Linked DNA regions of Mus musculus: region 2 is linked to region 1. The links are chromatin loops, found by intact Hi-C in ENCODE. Cell type or tissue: gastrocnemius. All regions are shown on one strand.

Region 1 (8,000 bases):
AATCCCAGCACTCGGGAGGCAGAGGCAGGCAGATTTCTGAGTTTGAGGCCAGCCTGGTCTACAAAGTGAGTTCCAGGACAGCCAGAGTTATACAGAGAAACCTTGTCTCAAAAAAACAAAAAAATAAACAAACAAACAAAAAGCCTGGAAGGGCCTGCTGTGCTGGTACACACCTTTAATCCCAGCACTCGGGAGGCAGAGGCAGGCAGATTTCTGAGTTTGAGGTCAACCTGGTCTACAAAGTGAGTTCCAGGACAGCCATGGCTATACAGAGAAACCCTGTCTCAAAAAACAAAAAACAAACAAACAAACAAAAACCCAAAAACAAAAAAAAAAGAAAGTGGGTAGGGAGCTGGAGAGATTAGAGGTTCAGAGCACTTGCAGAGGACCCAGGTTCAGTTCCCAGCACCCTCATGGTGGCACCACTTGTTAACTTCAGTTCCAAGGGATTCCACATCACCTTCAGACTTCTGGGGGGCACCGGGCATATACATACATGCAGACAAAACACACATACTCATAAAATGTGTGTGTGCGTGTGTGTGTGTGTGTGTGTGTGTGTGTGTTTGTGTGTGTGTGTGTGTGTACTGGATCATGTGATTGCAGAAGTGAGGACCAGGTGCAGAAGCTCTGAGGAGGAGCCTGGGATGCTAATTTCTGTTGAGCATACTTGGCGGTGGTTCATGCGTGTAACCAGGCTAGCCTCAGCCTCCCAGGCGCTGGGATTGCAGACGTGCGCCTCCACAGGGACTGTTTTACCTTTCCTTATGTCCCTTTGCAATTTTCAGCTCCACAGCAGCAACACTTTCTAACACAGAGGTCGGTTCTTCCCGAAAGCTTCTGCAGAGCTGGTCACATCGTTTTTACTGTCCCACCTTAGCCTGAAGCAAGGCTCTAGCTGCCTCCACCTCTGCCTGATTGCCTGTTTCTTGCTTTCCCATCCGTTTGTAAGTGCCCAGCAAACACTGTCTTGTTCTTATCAATGATGTCTAGTTCCTGGTTCATGATCATATACGGTCATTGCCTCCCAAAGTCTACTGAAGGAATAAATTTCATGTCTCAGAGAACCCCACTGTCACCCATCTTAGTGAATGAGCCAGAAACAATGTGTCACCGTTGTCCCCTTTTTGTGCTGAGGGTGAAAACCGGGCCCTCATTCAGGTTGCACAGGTGCTCTGCCACTGAGCTATGTTCCAGCCAGGCTTCATACTTTGCTTTGTGATGCTAGGGATGGGGACCGAAAGCGCCATGCATCCGTAGCCCTGCAAGCTTCACCTTGAAATTTGCTTCGTCTTCCTTATCTACACCACGCCTGAACTCCACACCTTTTGATGGGGTTTTGATCTGTATAGCCCAGTAGCTTCCAACTTCAGTTTGTTCTCAGACCGGAGCCTTTCTGTTCCTCTCCATCCCGTGCCCCACCTGTAGTCTAGTAAAAGCAGTACTTTCTAAATTATAGAATTATTGTAATTTGTATTCAGATTGTATGTACATTAAGGTAAACAAGCAACCTGAGAGGGGTGGCTGACACCTTTAATCCCAGCATTCTGGAGGCAGAGGGAGGCAGGCAGATCTCTGTAAATCCCTTCATGCTCACTGCTCCCCTCCTAACCTTCAATCCATCTGCCACGGACTCAGCTTTTCTCAAATGCCAACATGATTTAAAAAAAAAATTTTTTTTGAGATAGAGACTCATTAGATAGCCCAGATAGAGTCAGTTTTCTGGGTTCAAGTGACCCACTTGCCTCCTGAGCATGTGGGATGCCTGGTGCGTGTGTCCAGACACTAGGTTTTCATTTGAATTGAGTAATGCAGTAGGCAACCTATTATGTCACGTTTCTTTCATCTCACAGTGTTTTACGTTTTTAATCTTTTATTACGTTTTTATTTTGTGTGCATGTCATGGCACATGTGTGAGGTAGAGGACAGCTTGTGGCAGGCAATCCTCTTCTGCCATTTGGATAGGGACAGAACTCAGATTGTCAGTATTGGTACCAAGTATTTTATCCTCTGAGCCACCTTGCTGGCCCTTACCTATTTTCGAACTCTCAATCTCTCTCTCTCTCTAACTTTCTCTTTCTCTCTCTCTTTCTTTCTCTGTCTCTGTATCTCATCATTATCTAGTCCAGGCTGACTTAAGACTCAATACAGTCCAGTCTTCAAATCCTCAAACTTTTATCTGCCTCTTCCTCTGCTGTGCTGAGAGGGATATTAAAAAAAAAAGATTTATTTTCTGTATATGGATACACTGTCGCTCTCTTCAGATACACTAGAGTAGGGCATTGGATCCAATGGTTGTGAGCCACTATGTGGGATTTGAACTCAGGACCTCTGAAAGAACAGTCAGTGTTCTTAACCACTGAGCCATCTCCAGCCCCAAGAGGAATCTTTAATTTTTTGTTTTGTTTTGTTTTGTTTTTTGTTTTGTCGAGACTGGGTCTTATGTACCCAAAGCCACATTAAAGTTAACTATTGCTATGTATCAAGGACCACTTTGAACTTCCAATTCTCCTCCTTCTACCTTTTGCAACGGGCTGGGTGAATGAGGTACTGGGGACTTGAGCCCAGGGTTTCAGGAATGCTTGGCAGTATTTACTATCAACTGAACTACATCCCAGTTCTGGAAGTGGGATCACAAAACAGTATTTTCATAGAATCATAGTATTTTGCATTCAGAATGTATGTATATTAAGGAAAACTAGCAACCTGAGACGGTTCGCCATGGAACACCTTTAATCCCAGCCTTCTGAAGGCAAAGGCAGGTGGATGCCTGTGAATTGGTGGCCACACTGGTCAAAAAAGGGAATTCCAGGACAGTCAGACATACAGAGAAACCTTGGAAATAAAAGAAAGAAAAATGAAAAAACAAGCCAAAAAAAAAAAAGCCTCTGCTCCGTGGGTGCTGAGATAAAAGGTTTGTTTAATTCACTGCCACACCTAGTGGGATTTTTTTTTTGTATGTTTTGTTTTCAAGACTAAAGGTATTAAAGGCATGTGCCACCAGCCAGATTGAGTTTGTTGTTGTTGGTTTATGATAAGGTTCCTCCGTGTAGCCCTGGTCACCCGGGAACTTGCTCAGTAAACCAGGCTAGCCTCGACCACAGAGATCGGCTGCCTCTGTCTCTTTAGTGCTGGGATTAGAGCCATATGCCATTTTTTGGTGCAGGGTACATTGCAGTTCATTGGTTCTGAGCCTCCGCCTGTCCTCCAGGAGAGACACCAGAGGGCGCGAGGACACTAGTCTTGGTTGGAGAAAAACTCGAGGCCATAGACAAAACATCCTCTTCCTCCTAAACTCTAGCATCTTTTCTTGGAGGCAGGGTCTCACTCAGTATGTAGCCCTGGCTGACCTGGAACTCGCTATGTAAACCAGGCTGTCCTTGAAATTGCAAAGATCTCCGTCCTTCTGCCTTCTCCTGGGACTAAAGGTATGCGCTACTACGCCCGACTCTATAGGAATCTAAATGTCCACAGTGAAAGCTCATGATTGGTAAACAAAAGGAGGCAGCTGCTCGCCGCTATTCATCCAACAATTACTGAGCAATGAAGCCATCAGCCAGTCACTGAAGAAGAAAAGAGGAAACAACTCACTAGCATCTGTAGAGATGTAATATTTCCAAATAATCCACTATCTCGTGAAATCGGATAAATGGGTATTCCATCTAGGCGATTGATTACACCAGCTTGCGAGGCCCCCTGGAGGCTACTGGTGGAAGTAGGAACGAGCGTCGGGTTACCATAGCGGAGGAGCCCTAGAAACCCTGGAGGCTTCCGTAGGCGGTGGCAGGTCACGTGTTCAATCCTTGCACCGGGTGACTTTCTCCGGTAGGGCTCCGGTGTCACATGACCTGCTCTTGGGCAACATGGCGGCAGTTGTGTTGCTGAGCTTGGACTGAGCAACAGCGAGTGTGGCGCGCTCCTTCCCGGGCTTTGGAGTGCGTCAGCGTGAGAAGAGGGACTGGGTCCTGGTCTTCCTGCTCCTGTCCCAGCGTCACCTGCACCTCCTGTGTGCTCTCCTCTGTCGGAACCAGAGGGAATGACGAAGCCCAGGGCTTTTCGCAGTGGTGCACTGTGCATCGGACCACGCTCCTAGGCGATAGTGGGCAAGTCTTCTCGCAGTCCTCTCTCCAACCTCCTTCCGTCGGAGGTAGGACCGAAGCGTGGGCGGTTGCGATTCCCCAGGGACCATGGCCGGGTCCGACACGGCGCCCTTCCTCAGCCAAGCAGATGATCCTGATGACGGGCCAGCGCCCGGCCATCCGGGGTTGCCAGGACCCATGGGGAATCCAAAGTCCGGGGAACTCGAGGTCCCAGACTGTGAGGGGCTACAGCGCATCACTGGCTTATCTCGGGGCCATTCGACCCTCATAGTGGTGGTTCTGTGCTACATTAACCTCCTGAACTACATGGACCGCTTCACCGTGGCAGGTACGCACTGATGCTCCGAAGAAGGGATATAGGCAAGGGAGAAGTTCCCCAGGATAGGGTCGCCTCTTGGCGCTCATTCTTTGTTTTTTCTTTCCAGGGGTTCTTACAGACATCGAGCAGTTCTTTAACATCGGAGATGGTAGTACTGGCCTCATCCAGACTGGTGAGTGAGGCTACTGCCCACACAACCCCTCGTTCTTAATTGCCTCAAGTAGGCCTACATACATGCAGGTTTGCCTAGTGAAGCTTTAGTGGCCAGGGCTCTTGGAGGCAATGGCCGTGGCTGCTCTTGGGCTGTCCACTTGAGCTGGGACATCGCACAGAGGGAGCCAGCTAGTTATTATGAGTCGGTAGGCAACACACTCATCCACTTTAAGCCTCATTTTTCTGGTCTGTAGAATGAAGCTAGTAATAAAATGGGCTAGTTCTTTAGACTGGTGTGAGGACTAGGTCATGCCTTGTGTGTGGCACATAGTGGGCACCAGGATACAATGGCAGGAGTGCTTGGCACTGCTGTGGGGGGAAAGTCTCCATTTCTGAGAGCCTATTATGTGCTAGGTCCTAGTAGTGCGCCCTAGAAGTGGTAGGGGCCCTACAAGGACGTTGGCCAGGTATTCTTGCCTATAGTTCTGTCAGCTGAGGAGTAGCATTCATTGCCTTTCCTATTTGTACTGGGAGAGCTACCTGTATTTTTATCAGAAGAGCTAAGATTTGCCCAGGGTCACATAAGCAAAGAGGTGAATGAGAATTTGAAACAAGGTTTTCAAGTATTTGTTTTTCCTACTCCAGGCCAGAGAGGAACTGGGTAGAAGCATTAAGTGTGCAGAAAAGAGAACGAGGTCAAAGGTCCACATGGTGTGGATTCAACACTCGTTCATTGGACACGTGTTTTATGCTAGGTTATGAATTAAAGGAGATGCAGACCTGGCCCACCCAGGAGCTGACACCCTGCTGTGCCTGAGGGGGTTAATTAAAATGGAATAATTTTTCAGATGGATAAGGCTTTTGTAAAAGAAGGGTAGAGCCAGGTGTGTTGGCACACTCCTTTAATCCCAGCACTTGGGAGGCAAAAGGCTGGAGGGTTGCTGTGAGCTTAGGCAGCCTTATGTACACAGTGAGACTTTCTCTCCTCCCCAACCCCAGAAGGAAAAGAAAAGAAAATGACAATCTGGTTGTGTCTGAGTTAGAATTTGAAGCAGTTGGGTTTTTGTGACGCTCGGGAGAGAAATGAAAATGTCCCAGATAGACGGGATGTGGGTGCTGAACCCTAATGTGTGTGGTCTTGGCAGTTGCCTTGAAGATGCAGAGAAGGGGGAAAGGAAGGAGGTGGGTTAGATCGGACATTGTAGAGGGTGTAAGGGGTGGATTTGGTTTCAGGCTGGGTAGAAGGGAGGGACTGATGATCCATTCTATAAAGGAAGTTTTGGAAAGTCGTGACCTTGGGCCTGGATCATCCCTCTGGCCCTGATGGGCTACAGGGCTGGGCTGGGGATGGTGCGACATCAGTGAGGAGGAGGGTGGCAAATCGCTGGTTAGGCAGTTTTGTACTTTGCTCTCTAACTAGAGGAGTGTGTGTGTGTTAGGGGGTTGCTGAGGGACCTGGACTGGGCTGTGACTCTCTGCTTCCCCCCAGTGTTCATCTCCAGTTACATGGTGTTGGCACCAGTGTTTGGCTACCTGGGTGACAGGTACAATCGAAAGTACCTCATGTGCGGGGGCATTGCCTTCTGGTCCCTGGTGACACTGGGATCATCCTTCATCCCCAGAGAGGTGAGGCCCTGAACTCCCTCCCCACTTCCCATCAGTATTTGCTGTTGTTCTCTGCAGTCATTTTGGATTGAGAGTCGGGGAACCTCCTTGATCTGTGCCATCTTCCATTGCCCACATTACCCTGCCCACTCTACCCTGTTCCCTTTTCTTCTAGAACCTTCTTCCACTCGCCACATGGCTTGTCCCCCAGCTGTCTCCCTGCACACCCGGGCACACGGGTTTTCCTTCCCCCTCTGATCTCTGTGCAGACAGCCATTGTCCTCTCCCTTCCTGGTGTTGGGTTCCTCCTGAGCCTGGTGCTAGTGTGGGTGAGAGGGCAGCCGGGGTCAGCTGTCACCTGGCCTGCACTTCCTCAGCTCACCCATCCCCATGTGCTGCCCCTGTTGCTCGGTTGGCTCTGTGGACACATGTTCTCCTGGTTGCTTCATGAGGCCCCATTCTTGGTAGATCTCAGGGGAGCCTCTGACACAGTGACCCACTTCTCCCTTCCAAAAAAACTCTGAAAACACATGATACCGCATGTTGCAGTTTCTCTGGCTAATGCTTTTGTTGTGACTTTGAAACCTTCCCCTATCTGCTGCCCCCAGCCCCAGGCCCTAGTGCCCTCAGGCGGTCATGTAGCCTTCCTTAGCTCCAGGTATCTTTGGTAAGCAGATTATCCCCAGCTAAGTTCAGTATTCATCATTGGGTGGTCTTAGGTGGGAGGGAAGGTAGATTTATTTTGCACCTCTTGAGTGCAAAGTCCTCACAGTGTTGTGAACAAACGGTTGTTGTTCCCCTTTTACAGATGAGGAAAGTGAGGCTCAGAGAGGTTAAGCTATTTTCTCAAAGTCACAGCTAGTAAATGGAGCCAGGATTCCAGCCAGGTCTGTGTGACTCCAAACCCAGGCCTCCCTCACTGCCTCTGCCGTTTCTCCAGCACTAGCTGGAGAGGTCTCCTGGGAGGCTGGCTCCAGGGTGGGGTGCCACCTCCCCCCATGTCTCCTTCCCTAGCATTTCTGGCTGCTTCTCCTGACCCGGGGCCTGGTGGGGGTCGGGGAGGCCAGTTACTCCACCATTGCGCCCACCCTGATCGCCGACCTCTTCGTGGCAGACCAGCGGAGTCGGATGCTCAGTATCTTCTACTTTGCCATCCCTGTGGGCAGGTGAGTGGGCCGCCGGCCTGACGTGGGGCAAGGGTTTGGTGGGCGTCTCACTGACTGCGTGTTCCCCTTGCCTCCCTTCCCACAGTGGTCTAGGTTACATTGCTGGCTCCAAAGTGAAAGACGTGGCTGGAGACTGGCACTGGGCTCTACGGGTGAGTCTGATGATAGTGTGGGGAGCCAGCCGCATTCTTAAGGATCTCCCTCTAACCTTGAGATATGCCCTTTAACTCTCCTAAAATGTGTGTGTGTGTGTGTGTGTGTGTGTGTGTGTGTGTGCGCCTGATGGTCAACTTTGGGAAGTTTGATTTTTCTCCTTGACTCGAGGGTCCTGGAGATGGAACTTGGATCATCTGGCTTGGCTCTTTACTCACTAAGCCAGGTCGCTAGTCTTGTGTACTCCGTCAGTTTTTTGTGGCAGTGCTTGCTCCGCTGAGCCTGTAGCAAGCCTGGTCCTCAACAGGGAGCCAGAAGTTCCGCTTGCAGGTGACAGCAGCCCTGCTGTAAGGCTCTGAGTGAAGCTGAGCTGGGACTCCCGTGCCGTCCCTGGACTCACTCAGTTTTATTTCAGCTTTCCCTTCCCCTGTGTTGACTTTATCCTCATGCGTCCAGGAGTCCCAAGTGATCACCTTTCAGCCGAACAACTTGGGTACCTCAGAT
Region 2 (8,000 bases), 120 kb after region 1:
GGCTCAGGGTCATCTCTTTCCATTTTCCCTCATTCCACCCATTGCCTTGACCTGTTTTCATCTCTGCCTTGCGCTGCTGCTACAAAAAGCAGAGTCCTGGTGTCCTGTGGTGGGGAGAAGGGCAGGAAGAGAAGGGTGGGTGCTGAAGGTGCTCGGGCAACACCTGCAGCATTCCCAGCCTGTTGGGGGCTTGGCTGAGCCAAGGAAGGGAGACAGGGAGGGGTGGGAGCTAGAGGGGGCTGGGTGGAACTGTGCCTGCAAGCCCTAATTAAGCGAGTTAATTAGGAGGGGAGGAGAAGCCTTGTGGGAGTTAATAAGCTTGGCTAATTAAGTGGATCCTAGAGAATGGCTTGGATTCTAGTGGCTGGGGAGATAGGAGGGGTTCGCCAAAACGGAGGACAGGGAACGAGACACAGGCTCCTCCCAGGTGTCACCAGGCTGTTTTCAAGGTCTATAGCTCCCCCCAGATCTAAGGACACGACCGCATCCTGCATTGAGGGCTGCAGATGCTGCCCATAGCTTCAGACCATACGTCGGGGAGGCTGCAGGATAGTCTGAAGCTACGGGCAGCGTCTGCAGCCCTCAATGCAGCCATCACTTAGGTCACTAAGGTCCTAAGGTCACTGCTGAACTCTATTGTGTCCCTTCTCACCCATCCGTTGGGAGTAAAAGGTAGACTCCCATTTGAACATTTCAAAGAGTGCCAAACACCTGGACTTTTCAGAATAGCCACAAAGATGATCCAGCATGGGCCAGGGCCACACTCCCTGTGATGGTCAAGGACCATGGCTGTCAACCACTGAATGCCCCCCTCACCCCTGTGGTCCCGTGTGCAACAGGTTCTTGCCTAGATCATAGATGTCACAACAGAGGCCCAGAGAGGAATCCCATGGCCTGCTCCAGCCAGTTCTCGGCCTGCTGCTTAGGCTACCGGGGACAAGGCCAGATGTTAGGCACCTCAAGACCAGATGTTAGGCACCTCAAAGCCAGATGTTAGGTACCTCAAGGCTTTTGCCCAGGAACCTGAGGGCTTTCTCTTGCTTGGCCTGGCTCTCTCTAATGTGGAGTCCAACATTACCCCAGTACTGACAGCTCCAGCGGACAAAAAGTCTACCCCCCACAATGCACCTGTGCATGTTAGTTAGCCCCTGGGGCCCAGGGGCTAACCTGTGCTGCCCGTGCTCAGAATGCAGGGCAGAAGACTCTCTTTCTCCTAGGTCCTTTTCCCCAGTGGGTTTCACTTCTATTTAATACCATACTCCCCCGGGCATGAAGACATTCGCAGGGCAGTTGCCTAGGGCCACTCTGACAGTGATCCATCCAAATGTGGTCCCCAGTGGAAGGGTCCTATCAGCCTTCTGTCACAGAGTCAAAGACAAACGGAAAGCTTCAAGGCAGCAACCCCAGGGTGCTCAGACCCAAAGCGGGCGCTGTGCTCCTGTGTTGACAGGCCCAGCTGCATCCCACACTATCCCACTCAGGCCTGGGTGGATCACTGGGTGCAATGCCTTCACTGCACATGTTCATCCACCCACTTAACAGGCAAATAATTCCATTGTTAATTTGTTGTTGACATAGGATCTCACTGGCCTAGAACTCACTATGTAGACCAGGCTAGCCTTGAACACACAGAAACCTGCCTGCCTCTGCCTCCCAAGTGCTGGGATTAAAGACCTGCATCACCATGCGCGACCAGATAAATACTTCTTCATCTTTTTGTTTTCTTTTGCAGTTCTGGGAATCAAATTCAGGGCCCCTGACATGCCAGGCAAGCTCTCTACCCCTGAGCTACAGTGTATCCCCAAATATTTATTAAGTCCTTCTACTCGGTGCTAGAGTAGGTGTGCTGTTTGCAACTAACAACACAGAACAGTCCCTGCCTTTGCAGTGCTTCTGCTCTAGTACAGAGACAGTGACAAACAGGACACAGAAGTAAACGATACAGGTCAAGGCATTACAGTGGGAAAAAGAGATAAGCCAGGGAAAGGGCACAAGGCATGCTGGGAAGTCCTCGCAGCCTCAGTCTCTTAGCAGAGACTTGAATGGGGTGAGAAAGGGGATACACAGACAGGGGAGCCAGGCCAAGGCAACAGCTAGTGTGAAGGCCCTGTGGTCAGTGTGCTCTAGGGGCTCAGTGGTGATTTAAGTGCTAAGGCTGGGGCAGCATGGACAGTAAGAGGTGACAGAGCCACTGGAAGCCTTTGGCTTTAACTCTGATGGAGGGGGGACCGCTGAAGGCTTTGGGGTGCATAGGGAGAAAGCTGGGGTACATAGGGAGAACAGGCTGTGGGGGGAGAGGACTCAGAAGCACCAATCAGAAAGCTGCCTTCCCCAGACGGGAGGGGCGACACTGGCCTGAGGCAGGCATGTGGGAGTGGAGTGGCCAAGAAGGCATGCATCCTATCTCTGTGTGAATGTATGTCCTTGTGCTCACAGATAAGCACCCGGGAACCCAGGAATGCTAAACACACAGGGTTGTCTCTTCAAAGGGAGGTGGGGGTGGTGTATAATCTGCTTTCCATGGGATCAGACATGATTAATAACCTGGTGACTTTCGAGATATCTGTGTGGCTAGGACCACACCAGAGCCTCCTCCCCTAGACCCTTATCAGGAGCTTGACAATCTGTAGAACCTATCTTTATGGGAGGTGTCACATGGAGTCCATCTATAGAACTCATCTTTATGAAAGATGCCACTAGTACTTTGCAGAGGGTTTGGTGGAGTTATGCCTTATTGTACATACAGGATTAAGTTACCACTGGGAAATTTTCACTAAATTGTGCTATGTTTAAACATACCTAAAATAAACTACTGAGGGTCAGACTCCCAAAGTTTGAGCCAACGCTGGCTACTTAGTTGTATTGAACCACAACTGCGTTCTTGCCTCCTGTGGATCATTACATGGCTGGCTGTGGTGCTGACAGAGACCTGAAGCCAGGACCTGTGAACGAGCCCCTGACCCATGCTTGGGGCTCATCTCCACGTGTCTGTGCCCAGGTTAGCCCTGTGGGGATGTAGACACAGGTTCTGGGTGCTTTCAGCCTTCCAAAGATGTTGGGAATTTTGACATGGGGACAAAAGGCCCTGGGTTTTAAGTGTTAGCTCATTTGATTATTTACCTACTTATTTTTATAGTTTTCACCTTTGAGTCAGGGTCTGTCCATACAAACCAGGCTGCCCTTGAACTCAGGCTGACCTCAAACTCACTACTGTGGTGTAGCGTACTTTACACTAGTAAAGTAACTATCCCCAGTGCTAAGATAATAGGCATGCATCCCTACAAACGCCTTTCTATGTCCGTTTTATGGCTGTTGAAACCACAACACAGAACGATTAGGTTACTCCGACAAGGCTACATAACGCAGAAGTAGTGGACCTAGAGTGTGCTGTTTCAAACTCTGAACCTGTCCAATCGTTAGAAAAAGAAGCCAAGCTTGAGCAAACAGCGCCTGGAAATCCCTGGAAATATGAGCATGGCCCTCCCTCTAGTGGCCAAAATTCTACAATGCAGGACAGGCCAAAACACCGCAGACGCAGCCCCAACCCCTCACCCCTACACATCATTCCTTTCTGGGAGAGAAGAGCACATTTCTATCATTTGCTTCCCATCGCCCAGGACATTTAAGTCCGGGCCCCTCTGGTCCCGCTGGTCCCGCTGGTCCCGCTGGTCCCGCTGGTCCACTCAAGGCCTCCTCACTGGTTATGGACTGAGCAGAGCCAGCCCCAGAGCATCTTGTTCCCCTGTGTGTAAGGAACTTGGTCTCTGTCCACACTGTGGTCCTGAAGCTCTGCTGCACATTGTGACATACGAGGAGCCTTCAGATGTCCCATGTCAGGCCATGTCCCAGAACAAATGACTGTGTTTAGATTTGTGAGGGACAGAGTTTAGAGAACAGATATCAGAGATCTGTCCTCTCATTGCCTGGATGTCCTAATGTCACCTCCAACACACTGGGCCCCTCTGGACCATGTCCCCAGGTACAAACCCTAGATCTCGTGAGAACTCACCCATCAATCACTTTACCCTAATCTCTAAGGTCAGTTGCTCTCACAGTTTCTGCCTTCTATCTAGCCCATTGTTTGTCCAGTTCCTGCGTGTGACAGCCCTTTGACCTTATAGAGACAGCCACCCACATTCTCACTGCCTGGCAGCCACCACTATCTACTTTGTCCTGTCTGGGCTCCACTCTCCATCACTACACTGATACCTGGAAAGTGCCCACTTGCTCACCTACCTTTTGCACTAGGCATGCTACAATCACCTGTCCTCTTACTGCATGCATCAAGCAAGTGGCTCCACCAGGGAGAGCCACATCCCAAGCAGTCATGCCCCTTAGTCTCCAGAAGTGTGGCTAGAGGGAGAAACTCATTGTCGCTCCACAAGTCCCCCTCTTCCCTGCTCCCTCTGAGCATGGCTACCCAAGATTCCCTCTGCCATGCATGAGTCTCCGAAGGATCCAAGTGAGGCCAGACACTCTGCACTTCAAGCTAGTGCCGGGTGATGCCCACATGGCGTCCATAGACCCAACACTCCACGTTAAGGCCTGGATGCCTCTTGCTAATGTCTCTTTTCTCCTCAGGCACGATGCACAGAGATCTGAGTCACCACACTGACTCCTGCTACCAAGCCATGAAGCCAGCAGCAGTCACCCTGAAAATCAGGATGGAGGTCTGTCAAAACCTGGAAACAGAGCTATGACATGAAACAGCCAAGGACCCTAAGTCAGCACAACACAGAGACACCTGCATACTCTTGTGTATCACTGCACTACACACAACAGCCAAGACAGGGGACCAGTCAGGATGCTCATCATCAGAGTGACAGATGGAAGGTAAATTATATACATTACAAAGGTAAAGTTTATATATATATGAAGATGTTACAGTGAAATCCATTACTCTGCATACTAACTAAGCAACAACAATGAGAATAAACTAGAAAAGGGAAGCATGGAAGTCTAGGATGACTCTGTGGGTGAAGTGCCCACAGTGCAAGCATCGACGCCTGAGTTCGGATCCCCAGTTCTCATGTAAATGCCAGACGTGGCAACCCATGCCTATAACCCCAGATCTGGGGACAGAGAAAAGAGAGATAGATCGTGGCAGGGTAGGGGGTGCTTCCTGGCAAGCCTGTCTACCAGAAATGGTCAGCCATAAGTTCAACAAGAGACCCTGTCTCAATAAATAAGATGAAGAGAAGAAGACACCCAGTGTTAGCCCCTAGCCTCCATATGCACATCACAGATGAGCACACCTACACAGCCACTAATGCAGAGAGAGAGAGAGAGAGAATAAAATGAAACTCTGTGATGGTAGGAATAGGTATTGCCCCCCGCCCCCATAGATTTCATATGTTGAATGCTTGGCCATAGGGAGTGGCACTATTAGGAGGTGTGGCCTTATTAGAGTGGGCGTGGCCCTGTTGGAGGAAGTGTGTCACTGTGGAGGCAGGCTTTAAAGTCTTACATATATGCACAAGTTCCACCCAGTGTGGAATCACACTTAGTCTCCTGGCTGCCAGCAGAAGACATTCTCCTCCTGGCTGCCTTTGGATCAAAACTTTCGGCTCCTCCAGCACCATGTCTGCTTGCACGCTACCATGTTTCCTACCATGATGATAATGAGCTAAACCTCTGAACCTGTAAGCCAGCCCCAGCTAAATGTTGTCCTTTATAAGAGTTGCCATGGCCATGGTGTCTCTTCACAGCAATGGAAACCCTAACTAAGACAGTCTCTGTACACAATGGAGTATTATTATCATTATTATTATTATTTTGGTTTTTCGAGACAGGGTTTCTCTATATAGCCCTGGCTGTCCTGGAACTCACTCTGTAGACCAGGCTGTCCTCGAACTCAGAAATCTGACTGCCTCTGCCTCCCGAGTGCTGGGATTAAAGGCGTGCACCACCACGCCCGGCCCACAATGGAGTATTATTAAGCCATAAAGAATGAGATTATGTCACTTCCAGGAAAATGGATGGAGCTAGAAATCATCATGTTAAGACTAACCATGCTAGATTAACCAGGCTCAGAAGGCAAGTGTCACCTGCCCTCTTGCACATATTGAATCTACACTTTTTTAAAGGACTTGAAAGAAGGGGGTCAGCCAGGCGTGGTGGCGCACGCCTTTAATCCCAGCACTTGGGAGGCAGAGGCAGGCGGATTTCTGAGTTCGAGGCCAGCCTGGTCTACAAAGTGAGTTCCAGGACAGCCAGGGCTACACAGAAAAACCCTGTCTCGAAAAAAAAACCAAAAAAAGAAAGAAGGGGGTCTATTTAGGAAAAATATGTGAACATAATCAAAGTACATGATACACATTTATGAAAATATCATAATGGAACCATTATTTTGTATAAAAATAAATGGAATAACAGGCTAGAGAGATGGCTTAGTGATTAAGAGCACTGACTGCTCTTCCGAAGGTCCTGAGTTCAAATCCCAGCAACCACATGGTGACTCACAATCATCTGTAATGAGATCTGACGCCCTCTTCTGGAGTGTCTGAAGACAGCTACAGTGTACTCACATATAATAAATAAATAAATCTTTAAAAAATTATATACAATAACAATCTTTCTTTTTTTAAAGCTGAGGCTAAGGATATGACTCAGAGTAAAGAGCATGTATTACTATTGCAGAGGGCCTGAGTTTGGGTCCTAGCACCCACTTGGAATGGCTCCTGTAACCCCAGTTCCAGGGGGATCTGGCACCTCTGGCCCTCCTCGAACACTGGTATTCATGTACACATCACACACACACACACACACACACACACACACACACACACACACACTTTGAAATAAAATAAATCTTTTTTTTTCATCCAGGGCTAAAGACATGGCTCTGTGGTTAAGAGCACTAGAGTTCAGATGCCAGCACCTATATCAGGCTGTCCACAGATTCCTGCAACTCAACCTCCCAGGGCTCAATCTCCATGGGTACTTGTGAATACACACACACACATACTCTCTCTCTCTCTCTCTCTCTCTCTCTCTCTCTCTCTCTCACACACACACACACACACACACACAGGCACACTAAGAAATAACCCAGCTAGCTCTCTCCAAGGATTTAGCCTTTTCTCAGTCACTGTGTACAGAAGAGCACCCTTCCCATGAGCAACCCCAGGTGAGAATAGAGGGCTCTGGTTTTAACACTCTCTTCTGCTGAGCCACCACCTCTCTTCCAGGTCTGTCCTCCCAGGCTCTAGGGCATCTCCCTATTAGCCTCTTTTGTTCCCTCTGTTACCTATACTTACAAAAATAAAGCAGGGCGTGGTGGTGGCACAGGAGACGGGGCGAGAAGATGGCAGGTTCTAGGACAGTCTGGGCTGCATGCTGAGATGTCCTGTGTTTCAGTTTGGGTTTCTATTGCTGGGACAAAACACCATGACCACAAAGTCGGTTGGGGAGGAAAGGGTTTATTTGGCTTACAGTTCCACAGCACTGTTCATCATGGAAGGAAGTCAGGACAGGAACTCAAAACAGGACAGGAACCTGGAGATAGGAGCTGATACAGAGGCCAAGCGGGATGCTGCTTACTGGCTTACCTCACATGGCTTGCTCAGCCTGCTTTCCTATAGAACCCAGGGCCACCCCACCTACAATGGGCTGGGCCCTCCCCACTAATCACTAATGGAGAAAATGTCCTACAGCTGCACCTCATGGAGGCATTTCCTCAAGGGAGGCTGCTTCTTCTCTGATGACTCTAACTTGTGTCAAGTTGACGCAGGAAACCAGCCAGCACATTAGAGAAGTGTTTATGAAATAAGCTTCAATGTTGTTTTGAAACTGGGTCTTCCTAGACTCCAGCCCCAACTTTTGTTGCCATTATTTCCGGAGACACCCTCGGTATCTTTAATAGTTACAATGTTTTGTTTTTTTGTTTTTTGTTTTTTTGGTTTTTTGGCTCTGAACACAGAGCCTCTATTCTTGTTTGAAAGTTTTGTTTCCCTGTTACATTGTTTTCTTGCTTGCTTTGGTTCTACTTAGATTCAGGA

The links. Peaks named below come from ENCODE experiments on the same cell type or tissue, not always from the same donor. Only the 100,000 strongest peaks of a DNase experiment are listed, where the experiment ranks them.
Region 2: it touches region 1 in a loop (2.7-fold over the local background); 21 of 42 quality-filtered maps call a loop at or near these places.

Annotation. Positions count from the first base shown.
Region 1 is chr7:126,373,265-126,381,264 of GRCm38, reverse strand. Spns1 (spinster homolog 1) reads left to right here and starts at 3,331. Exons shown (of 12, transcript NM_023712.3): 1 at 3,331-4,428; 2 at 4,526-4,591; 3 at 6,062-6,198; 4 at 7,192-7,343; 5 at 7,429-7,495. The coding sequence starts at 4,188. In gastrocnemius, CTCF peaks have their summits at 3,211 (motif pointing right) and 3,708 (motif pointing left); DNase peaks (open chromatin) are centred at 3,222, 3,769, 4,171 and 5,370; H3K4me3 peaks cover 2,215 bases; H3K27ac peaks cover 1,770 bases.
Region 2 is chr7:126,256,483-126,264,482 of GRCm38, reverse strand. It overlaps a transcript of Sbk1 not described here. Among named protein-coding and RNA genes, the nearest start is that of Sbk1, 12 kb to the left of the region's middle. In gastrocnemius, no CTCF peak of the experiment used is centred here; DNase peaks (open chromatin) are centred at 330 and 3,504.